2 separate regions of the Homo sapiens genome follow, and region 2 is linked to region 1. A link is an interaction called in ENCODE POLR2A ChIA-PET data of the cell type or tissue named here. Cell type or tissue: Caco-2. All regions are shown on one strand. Links, peaks and the distances in the headings refer to the core of each region. The heading gives the core; the rest is flanking DNA. Region 1 has its middle 14 kb from the start of TMEM94. Region 2 overlaps GRB2 (growth factor receptor bound protein 2).

Region 1 (5,377 bases), core at 66-5,065:
CAGCTACTTGGGAGGCTGAGGCAGGAGAATCGCTTGAACCTGGGAGGCGGAGGTTGCGGTAAGCTGAGATTGCACCATTGCACTCCAGCCCGGGCAACAAGAGCGAAACTCCATCTCAAAAAAAAAAAAAGTAATCCTCGATCGCTGAAAATGTCAAATCCTAGAAAACATAGCATTCCTACAAGTGATGTTAACATGTTCTCAAACAGTTGTTGGCCAAAGATTCATTTGATGAATTTGATTTTTCTGAAATAGATGATTTGGATGATTCAGACAGTTCTGATATTAGTTCTGTTTAGAAATAAATCCAAGAACAGTTTTTATATTTTATTTTCACATTGAAAATCAATCAGATGGCTGGGCACGGTGGCTCACGCTTGTAATCCCAGCACTTTGGGAGGCCGAGGCAGGCAGATCACAAGTTCAGGAGTTCAAGAACAGCCTGGCCAACGTAGTGAAACTCCCTCTCTACTAAAAATACAAAAATCAGCTGGGCATGGTGGCGGGTGCCTGTAATCCCAGCTACTCGGGAGGCTGAGGCAGGAAAATCGCTTGAACCTGGCAGGCGGAGGTTGCAGTGAGCCGAGATTGCGCCACTGCACTCCAGCCTGGGTGACAGAGCTAGACTCCATCTCAAAAAAAAAAAAAAAAAAATCAATCAGATTTCCTTCAGCCTCAAAGAGCATGTTTATGTAGAATTAAATCAGGGCTGGCAGCGAGCTGCACTTTTTTCTACTAAACAGGAAAAGGGTTAAAAAAAAAGACTCTGGCCTCAGTTTTTTCATCTCTGAAATGGAGATGATAGTTATTATATAAAGCACTTAGAACAGTGTGTAGTACATAGTAAGCCCTACATAATGGTTAACTATTACTGATATTATTATCATTACTGATATGTGTCTCCTAGGACACCCCTTAGCTGGTTTTAAGGCCCTCAAAAAGCTGAGTCAAAAGAATGCTTAGAAAGCACAAAGTCAGAAGTACGTGGACGTCCTTGTGGGATACTGCATCAGACCTTGGAAAGCCCTTCATTCTCTCATCTGTCAGTTATATGAATATGTGCCAGGCACTGCTCTTAGTGCTGGGAAAACAACAATGACCAAAATAGACACAATTTCCTGCTCGTATGAAGCTTTTATCTTAGTAGAGGAAGACTGAAAATGAACAAATAAACAAACAAAAAAATGGAGCAGGCGGAGATCAATATTCCGAAAAAACAAAAAGCAGGATGGAAACCGGGGAGCACGTTAGGTTGAGAGTCGAGGGAGTCCCCTCAGAGAAGGGGACATTCTGATCCTGAAAATGTCCTGGAGAAGGGCATTCTGGCTGTGGGAATAGCTGCTGCAAAGGTCCTGAAGAAGGAATGCACCAGGTATGTGGCAGGAAAAGAGAGAAGGCCAGTGTGGCTGGAATGTGTTGAGCTTGGAGGCAAGGAGTGGTGGGAAGCAAGGATGAAAACATAGGAAAAGCCTGCAGGTCATATGTGACAGCTGACTCCACGAGGGCCTCCGGTGAGCCCTGCCTTATTTTATTAATTTATTTGTTTTTTGAAGACAGAATCTCACTCTGTCACCCAGGCTAGCGTGCAGTGGAGCAATCTCGGCTCACTGCAACCTCTGCCTCCCAGCTTCAAGCGATTCTCCTGCCTCAGCTTCCCAAGTAGCTGGGAATACAGGTGCGCGACACTACCACCCAGCTAATTTTTGTATTTTTATTAGAGACGGGGTTTCACTATGTTGGCCAGGCTGGTCTCGAACTCCTGATCTCAAGTGATCCGCCCGCCTCGGCCTCCCAAAGTGCTGGGATTACAGGCATGAGCCACCATGTCCAGCCAATCCCTGCCTCTTGGTGTTAACTCCCTGTGTGGTCCCCCTCCACATTGAACAGGGCTATCCTGTGTCCGATAGGATATTAGAGAAATGATGGGGTGTGGCCGGGCATGGTGGCTCACGCCTGTAATCCCAGCACTTTGGGAGGCCCAGGTGGGCAGATCACGAGGTCAGGAGATTGAGACCATCCTGGCTAACAGTGAAACCCCGTCTCTACTAAAAATACAAAAAAATTGTCCAGGTGTGGTGGCGGGTGCCTGTAGTCCCAGCTACTCGGGAGGCTGAGGCAGGAGAATGGCATGAACCCAGGAGGCGGAGCTTGCAGTGAGCCGGGAACTCCAGCCTGGGCGACAGAGCGAGACCCCGTCTCAGAAAAAAAAAAAGAGAGAAATGATGGGTTGTGACTTCCAGGGATAGATCCTAAGAGACATTGAGGCCTCCTCCTTGTTCTTGCTTGGATCATTTGCTCTGGGGGAAGCCAGAAGCCATGTCCTGAGGACACTCAAACAGCCCAGTGGAGAGTCCACATCATGGGAACTGAGGCCTCCTGTCAACACCCAGCATTAACTTTTCATGTGAGTGAGGCACCTTGGGTGTCCTAGCCCCAGCCAAGCCTTCCAATGACTGCAGCCCTGGCTGAGATCTTGACTTTAACCTCATGACCCCAGAGCCAGGATTAGCCATCAGAGCTGCTCCCAGATTCCTGACCCACAGAAACTGTCTGAGATAATAGATGTGTATTGTTTTTTTTAAACTCTCTCTCTTTAAATTTTTTTTCCTTTGCTTTTCCTGTAAGTCAGGAAACAAAGATACATGTATTTATTTACTTATTTTTTTTGAGACAGGGTCTCGCTCTGTCACCCAGGCTGGAATGCAGTGGCGCAATCTAGGTTCACTGTAACTTCCACCTCCTGGGCCCAAATGATCCTCCAACTTCAACCTCCCAAGTAGCTGGGACTACAGGCATGTGCCACCATGCCCAGCTAATTGTTGTAGTTTTTGTAGAGACAGGGTTTCATCATGTTTGCCAAGGTGGTCTGGAACTCCTGACCTCAGATAATCCATCTGCCTCAGCCTCCCAAAGTGCTGGGTTTACAGGCATGAGCCATCACGCCTGGCCCAGATTTGTATTGTTTACGGCACCAAATTCCAGGCCAATTTATTATGCAGTAATAGACTACCAATATACCATAAGGACTTGGGATTTTAGTCTAAGTATGATGGAATGCCATTTAAGGAGTTCATGCAGAGGAGGGTCATGACCTGACTTCTGGTGTGGAAAGACCTTCTGGCTACTGGGTGGAATCTGAATAATAGGGAGCTAGAGAAGAAGCAGGGGTCTAGTTAGGAGCTTTTTTTTTGAGACAGAGTTTCACTCTGTCACCCAGGCTGGAGTGCAGTGGCGCGATCTTGACTCACTGCAAACTCTGCCTCTCGGGTTCACACCATTCTCCTGCCTCAGCCTCCAGAGTAGCTGGGACTACAGGCGCCTGCGAGCACGCCCAGCTAATTTTTTGTATTTTTAGTAGAGACGGGGTTTCACCATGTTAGCCAGGATGGTCTCCATCTCCTGACCTCGTGATCCACCCGCCTCGGCCTCGCAAAGTGCTGGGATTACAGGTGTGAGCAACCACGCCCAGCCGGAGCTTTTTTTTTTTTTTTTTTTTTGAGATGGAGTCTTGCTCTGTCGCCCAGGCTGGAGTGCAGTGGCACAATCTCGGCTCACTGCAACCTCCAGCTCCCGGGTTCAAGTGATTCTCCTGCCTCAGCCTCCTGAGTAGCTGGGATTACAGGCGCCCACCACCACGCCTGGCTAATTTTTGTATTTTTAGTAGAGATGGGGTTTCACCATCTCAGCCAGGCTGGTCTTGAACTCCTAACTTCATGATCCACCCGCCTTGGCCTACCAAAGTGCTGGGATTACAGACATGAGCCACTGAGCCCAGCCTTTGTTTTTTTTTTTTTTGTTTTTGATTTTGAGACAGAGTCTCCCTCTATCGCCCAGGCTGGAGTGCAGTGGCATGATCTTGGCTCACTGCAACCTCTGCCTCCCGGGTTCAAGTGATTCTCCTGCCTCAGCTTCCTGAGTAGCTGGCACTACAGGCACATGCCACCACGCCCAGCTAATTTTTGGATTTTTAGTAGAGACGGGGTTTCACCATGTTGGCCAGGATGGTCTCGATCTCTTGGCCTCGTGATCCGCCCACTTTGGCTTCCCAAAGTGCTGGGATTACAGGTGTGAGCCACCACACCTGGTGTTAGGAGCTATTAAACTAGTACAACAGGTGTTGATGATGGCCGGGACCCAGGTTGTAGAGTTGGAAATGACAGAAGCGGACATATTAGGGTTATAATTGGAGTTAGAACCCACAGAACTTGCTGACAGATGAATATGGTAAGGGAGGCAAGGGAAGAAATCAAACATGCCAGGTTTTGGCTGAAGCAACTGGATATTCGGCGGTGCCGTTTCCTGCCAAGGGGAGGCGGCTGGGATTACCGGCACCATGCCCGGCTGTTTGTTATTTTTAAAGACAGTGTCTTACTCTGTTGTCTTGGCTAGAGTGTATTGAAGCTGTCATAGCTCACTGAGGCCTCCAACTCCTGCCCTCGAGCAATCTTCCTGCCTCAGCCTCTCAGAAAAAAGTATTTCTAAGATGGAGAAGGGTGGGCCAAAAATAGCTCTAACTGTTTCAGGAAGCATGTCTTGTTACCCTACAAGGCCCTGACCATTCACTGACAAAGAGTGCTTCTCTGCGCGATGTTTGACTGCCTCTCCAATACTCTCCATCCTGTTTCAAACAATGTGTCTCCCTCTGTAGATGAGCCAGTGTTCTACTGGACTGGGAGGAACCCAGCTACCTCCTCCCATTAGCGTACCTCCCATATTGAAGCAACTCAGTTTTTTATTATTTTTTGAGACGGAGTCTTGCTCTGTAGCCCAGGCTGGAGTGCAGTGGTGTGATCTTGGCTCACTGCAAGCTCCGCCTCCCGGGTTCATGCCATTCTCCTGCCTCAGCTTCCCAAGTAGCTGGGACTGCAGGCACCCGCCACAACACCCGGCCAATTTTTTTTGTATTTTTAGTAGAGACGGGGTTTCACTGTGTTAGCCAGGATGGTCTCAATCTCCTGACCTCGTGATCCTCCGGCCTCGGCCTCCCAAAGTGCTGGGATTACAGGCGTGAGCCACCTCGCCTGGCCCCAACTCAGTTTTAGAGAACCCCAGAGGCAGCTATATAAATATTGTTTAGGTACAGCAGGGGGCTTCTTTGGCCCTTATAGATCTAGACACTGTTACTTAAACCCTGTTCGAAAGACTTCTTTGAGGCCGGACGCAGTGGCTCACGCCTGTAATTCCAGAACTTTTGTAGGACAAGGTGGGTGGATCACTGAGGTCAGGAATTCGAGATCAGCCTGACCAACGTGGTGAAACCCCATCTTTACTAAAAATACAAAAATTAGCCAGGTGTGGTGGCAGGCGCCTGTAATGCCCCCTATTCAGGAAACTGAGGCAGGAGAATTGCTTGAACCTGGGAGGCGGAGGTTGCAGT
Region 2 (5,377 bases), core at 308-5,307, 73 kb before region 1:
GCTACTTGGGAGGCTGACGTGGGAGGATCACCTCTGAGCCCAGGAGGTGGAGGTTGCAGTGAGCCATGATCCCATCACTGCACTCCAGCCTGGGTGTCAGAGTGAGACCCTGGCTCAAAAAACAAGAAAGTAATCCAACAAATTTTTTTTCCCTGAAATAAGCCAATGAAAACGAAAAATACTTCTTAAATCTCTAATAACTAGATCACCAATAAGCTTAAGGTTCCCAGGTAAAATTTCCTGTGATATATACTAACAAAAACTCAAAAAAGAAAAAAAAGGAAAAATACGTGAGGCTTCAGTACATGAGGGTCTTACAATTTAGATGTGGGAATTCTCACTCAAATCTATCATTTATAGGGCCACACTATTCTTACGAGGCACAAATAAAATTAAGGCTTACTATAACCAATTCAGAAAGTCTATGGTAATGGGATCTAGTGTTGTCACAAAGGTTATAATCAGACCCACTGCTCTTTTTTTCCCCCTATTCAGGACAGGGTCTTACTCTGTCACCCAGGCTAAAGTGCTGTAGCGTGATTATGGCTCACTGCAGCCGCGACCTCCCAGACTGAAGCGATCCTCCCACCTCAGCCTCTGGAGTAGTTGAGACTACAGGTGTGCACCACCACACCCAGCTAATTTTTTAAAAAAACTTTTTGTAGAGGTAAGAGTTTTGCTGTGTTGCTCAGGCTGGTCTTGAACTCCTGGGCTCAAGTGATCCTCCCATCTCAGCCTCCCAAAGTGGTGGGATTAGAGGCATGAGCCACTGAGCTGGGCCGTTACCCTCTTTTTAAGGGAGATCATGAGGTAGAAACTGCCTAGAGCAGTAAAGCCTCAGAAGTGACTCATGTTTCTCAAGGTTAAGGCTGCTTCTTGCTGGGAAATATGCATAAAGAAGTTACCTTGTGAGAAATGAGTTCAGCCCTTTATTCTTTACTTGATACAGCAGTGGGCAAAGATTCTAAACTATCCACAGTACTTTTAGTCAAACTTTTTCCTATGGTTTTAGCATTCAGTATCTTCCTTTCTCCAATTAGATAATTCCTAATTTACTCATTTCTGTTAATGACACCAATATTTCCTCGGCCTCAAAGCCCTGGAATCCTCTGGCTAAACAGAATGTCTCATCTAATCATTAAATCCTGTTATTTCTTCTCTTAAAATACTCTTTAGATTTTTTTCGTTGTTTTGGTTTTTTTTTTGAGATGGAGTCTCACTCTGTAACTGAGGCTGGAGTGCAGTGGCACGATGTCGGCTCACTGCAACCCCTGCCTCCCAAGTTCAAGCGATTCTCATGCCTCAGCCTCCCAGGTTCAAACGATTCTCATGCCTCAGCCTCTGGAGCAGCTGGGATTACAGGCACTCGCCACCACGCCTGGCTAATTTTTGTACTTTTTGTAGAGACGGAGTTTTGCCATGTTGGCCAGGCTGGTCTCGAACCCCTGACCTCAAGTGATCCACTCGCCTTGGCCTCCCAAAGTGCTGGGATTAAAGATAAGAGGCACTGTGCTCAGCTGTTTTTTTTTTTTTTTTGAGACAGAGTCTCTCACTCTGTCACCCAGGCTAGAGTGCAGTGATGCGATCTTGGCTCACTGCAAACTCCGCCTCCCATGGTCAAGCGATTATCCTGCCTCAGCCTCCTGAGTAGGTGGGATTACAGGCGCCCCCCACCGTGCTCAGCTAATTTTTGTTTGTGTGAGTGTTCTAAGCAGAGATGGGGTTTCACCAGCTTGGCCAGGCTGATCTCAAACTCTTGACCTCGTGATCCATCCGCCTCAGCCTCCAAAGTGCTGGGATTATAGGCGTGACCCACTGCGTCAGGCGTTTGTTTTTTTTTTTGTTGTTTTTTTTTTTAAAGATAGGATCTTGCTCTGTTACTCAGGCTGGAGTGCAGTGGTGAGATCATAGCTCACTGCAGTCTCAACCTCCCGGCTCAAATGATCCTCCCAGATCCTCCCACCTAAGCCTCCTGAGTAGCAGGGACTACGGGCACATGCAACCATGCCCGGCTCATTTTTTTATTTTTATTTTGTAGAAACGGAGTCTCACTGTGTTGCCCAGGCTGGTCTTGAACTCGGCTCAAATGATTCTCCTGCCTCGGTCTCCCAAAGTGCTGGGATTATAGGTGTGAGCCACTGCACCCAGATAAATATGACTCTTTTCCATTTCCACTAACATACTCCATCAGCTTGCCTGAAACAAAACTGCTTCTCATATACTTGCTGTTTTAAGTGCTTCCATATTTCAGTTAGTTTAATCCTCACAATATCTAATGAGTCAAGGACCATTATTATCCCCATTTTTCCAGTGAGGAAATTGTGACACAAAGAAGTTTAAAAAAAGAACAAAACTTGCCCAACATCATGATCATGGCAAATGGCACAGCCAAAGTTTGAACCCAGATAAGCTGGCTCCAGCCTAGGTCCTCTGTATCTGGCCTCTCCCCTACTTCAATCCACACTACTCAAAGTCATCCTTCTAAAACACAGCTTTGGTATATAAAAAGAACATCTTAGAAATTTAATAATTAATGATTATCCTCATTTTGCATCAACTTACCCCTAGACATTCCTAACCTAGGAGTTCACAATGCGACATATCAAAAGTAACGTATTTAAATGATTTTAAGCTGGAACAGGAGTAGCAGCACAATGTTATAGGAAAATTGAAGGTTTCTTTACACCACAGTCCATGAGCCAAAGATATGAAAATTTAAGAAGGCAAAATATAAGAAGGCATAGTCAACCTTATATTGAGAAAAACTCCCATTTATTCCTTTGCTGCTCTGAGCTCAGCTGTTAGATCAGAATGTGAGACTGAGACAAGGACTCTGGATGGATGGGTATGAGTTGCACTGGTTAAAAACTGTTTCTGGGCCAGGCGCAGTAGCTTACACCTGTAATCCCAGCACTTTGGGAGGCCGAGGCGGGCTGATCACTTGAGGTCAGGGGTTCAAGACCAGTCTGGGCAACATGGTGAAACCGTCTCCACCAAAAAAAAAAAAAAAAAAATTAGCCGGGTGTGGGGGTGCATGCCTGTAGTCCCCAGCTACTCAGGAGGCCGAGACAGGATAATTGCTTGAACCAGAGAGGCAGAGGCTGCAGTGAGCCAAGATCGTGCCACTGCACTCCAGCCTGGGCAACAGAGACTCCGTCTCAAAAAAAAAAAACTGTTTTTGACTATGGCTGATGGTATTTAAGAACTTACTGACTCTGATGCAAATGTACCTACCACTACCAGAAAAACAACTCAAAGCATATATATGTTCCTTTGCTTGAAGGATGGCATTACTTACTCAAAACATGGACCATCACAGTACTAAGAGACAGGGACACTCAATGAATGAATGCTTAAAAGTGATGCTCAGACTGACTCTCGAGGTAATGGCTAAAGCCAGGGCCCATGAGAAATGTAAATTCATTATTTTGTGGATATCATATGGTTAGCTGTTAACAGAGGTCATTGATGCAACGTTCAAGCTCCAAGGCTGCCACTAATATTCATACACCCCAAAAGCTGGCTACTATGGGCAAATTTAAAAAGATATTGGTGCCTTGTTGACTGAAACCCACTATTCCAGGCCTGGAAGAACTGAAATGTCAGTTGATGAAAAAAATTTTCAGAAGTGTGTCAAATCTGTCCGCATGAATTTCAATACGAAGGCTTTCCAAACTCTGACTAAGAGAGAATTTGTACCACTTGTTCCTTCTGACTTCAATATCTTGTTCGGTTTGGATACCTTCCAGGCTGGTACAGCTATGTTTGGCACCACAAAGCATGCCAGCCAGCCCTAGCTGTGTTGCTAATAAGAGGTCAGAACGCGTCCCTGGAAATACAGAGACACAATTAAGACTTCAAACAGCTGTTTGTTAAGCCAAGTGTTCTGGCAAAGCTTGAAAAATAGAAAACCTTCCCCTCAATCCAGCTCACTTTTTTAGCAGCAAAGTAAACTCAAGAGAGCCATCTGATGCGAAGGGACTCTTCTTCCCAGGAGGACTTCAGTCCTCTGCAAAGCTGTTCTTTGGCACTTTCCCTAGGGCTATGGGTTGTGTAAACTATGTAAATTAGAACGAATCTTCACAGTTCCTTCAAACTCTCCCTGTGAGTTTTATTCTTGTTTTTTATACATCCAAAGAATAAAGAACAAATTCAGGTGGGAAAGCCAATGTGTTCGACACCTCCTTTCATAGTTGATCTTTCTTACCCATGTTTGGACAATCTACTAAAATATAATGCCACCACGATGTTGGATGGAACAAATGTCCAAAAACAAAAACTAGTGGAAACTTGGAATGTTTATTGGGCAGTGACTTTAAGAAATAAAAGTGAGGCCAAGTGTGGTGGCCCATGCCTGTAATCCCAGCACTTTGGGAGGCCAAGGTGGGAGGACTGCTTGAGTCCAGGAGTCCGAGACCAGTCTGGGCAACATGGCAAGACCTAATCAATACAAAAATAAAACATAAAAATAAAAAATAACACTGATTAAGTATTCTTTAGATCGTAAGCACAGTAAAGTGTAATTATACTTTACAAAGACTCAAGAAAAAAGTAGTTAAGAAATCTAACCAAGGTGCTGGCAAGGAAAATAAAGGAATAAAAAAAAAAAAATTCAAGGGTTTCTATTTCTGGTCTGTTGCCTAAATAAAGGCAAAAGAGCTGCCGCAACGTAAGAACCAAGCCTGAACTCAGGCAGGACAACATTGAGTGACACAAAGAGGATATCAACTATAGACTCAGTTCACACTGAGTAGGATGAACATGGTGTGAATTTCCTCCCTTCTTGCCTCCAACACATTAAACTATGTTGCTAGGCAACTGTGCAAGATGCTGATAGAGGAACCTACTGTGAAATGGAGTAACAAAAGCACACTGTGGCAAGAGGTACACAATGGTGCTCGGGGCAGCAAAGGGGAACCCGAGGGAAAAGAAGAACACCCAGAAAACCTTCTGGAGATTGGGTCTGTTCTAAGCAACGAGAGGTGGCCAAGGCACGTAAATGCTAAAGGTTACACCACACAAAAGGAACAACATGACTGAAGACCAGAAATACGAGATAGCCCAGTGGTCAGGGAAAACAAGCAACTAACTGAAAATTGACAAAATTTTGTTTAAATATAGAAAGTAAGATCACCCAACCCATTATTTCTGACATTACTGGCAAAAGCGTTGACCAATGGAACACTGTAGAGCTTTCTGGAGGAGGATAGTAAATTATGCAAAACTGTGGTGCAAGTTAACACACAGAATTAAAATGAGTATCTACAATAAGAGTAAGACTTTGCCGAAGATTATTTGCGTAAAACACAGTTCTGAAAAGAAAACACAATAATTATGGTTTTGCTGAATTCAAAGAAATGCTGCCTCTGCTCTCTGG

What was found. Peaks named below come from ENCODE experiments on the same cell type or tissue, not always from the same donor. Only the 100,000 strongest peaks of a DNase experiment are listed, where the experiment ranks them.
Region 2: POLR2A ChIA-PET joins it to region 1 with 7 read pairs; 10 of 35 experiments call an interaction of 5 or more read pairs at or near these places.

The regions. Positions count from the first base shown.
Region 1 is chr17:75,439,872-75,445,248 of GRCh38, forward strand. No RefSeq gene overlaps it. Among named protein-coding and RNA genes, the nearest start is that of TMEM94, 14 kb to the right of the region's middle. In Caco-2, for the core only: no CTCF peak of the experiment used is centred there; DNase peaks (open chromatin) are centred at 2,470 and 2,710.
Region 2 is chr17:75,366,696-75,372,072 of GRCh38, forward strand. The region is part of intron 2 of GRB2 (growth factor receptor bound protein 2); the gene reads right to left. Among named protein-coding and RNA genes, the nearest start is that of GRB2, 36 kb to the right of the region's middle. In Caco-2, for the core only: no CTCF peak of the experiment used is centred there; no DNase peak of the experiment used is centred there.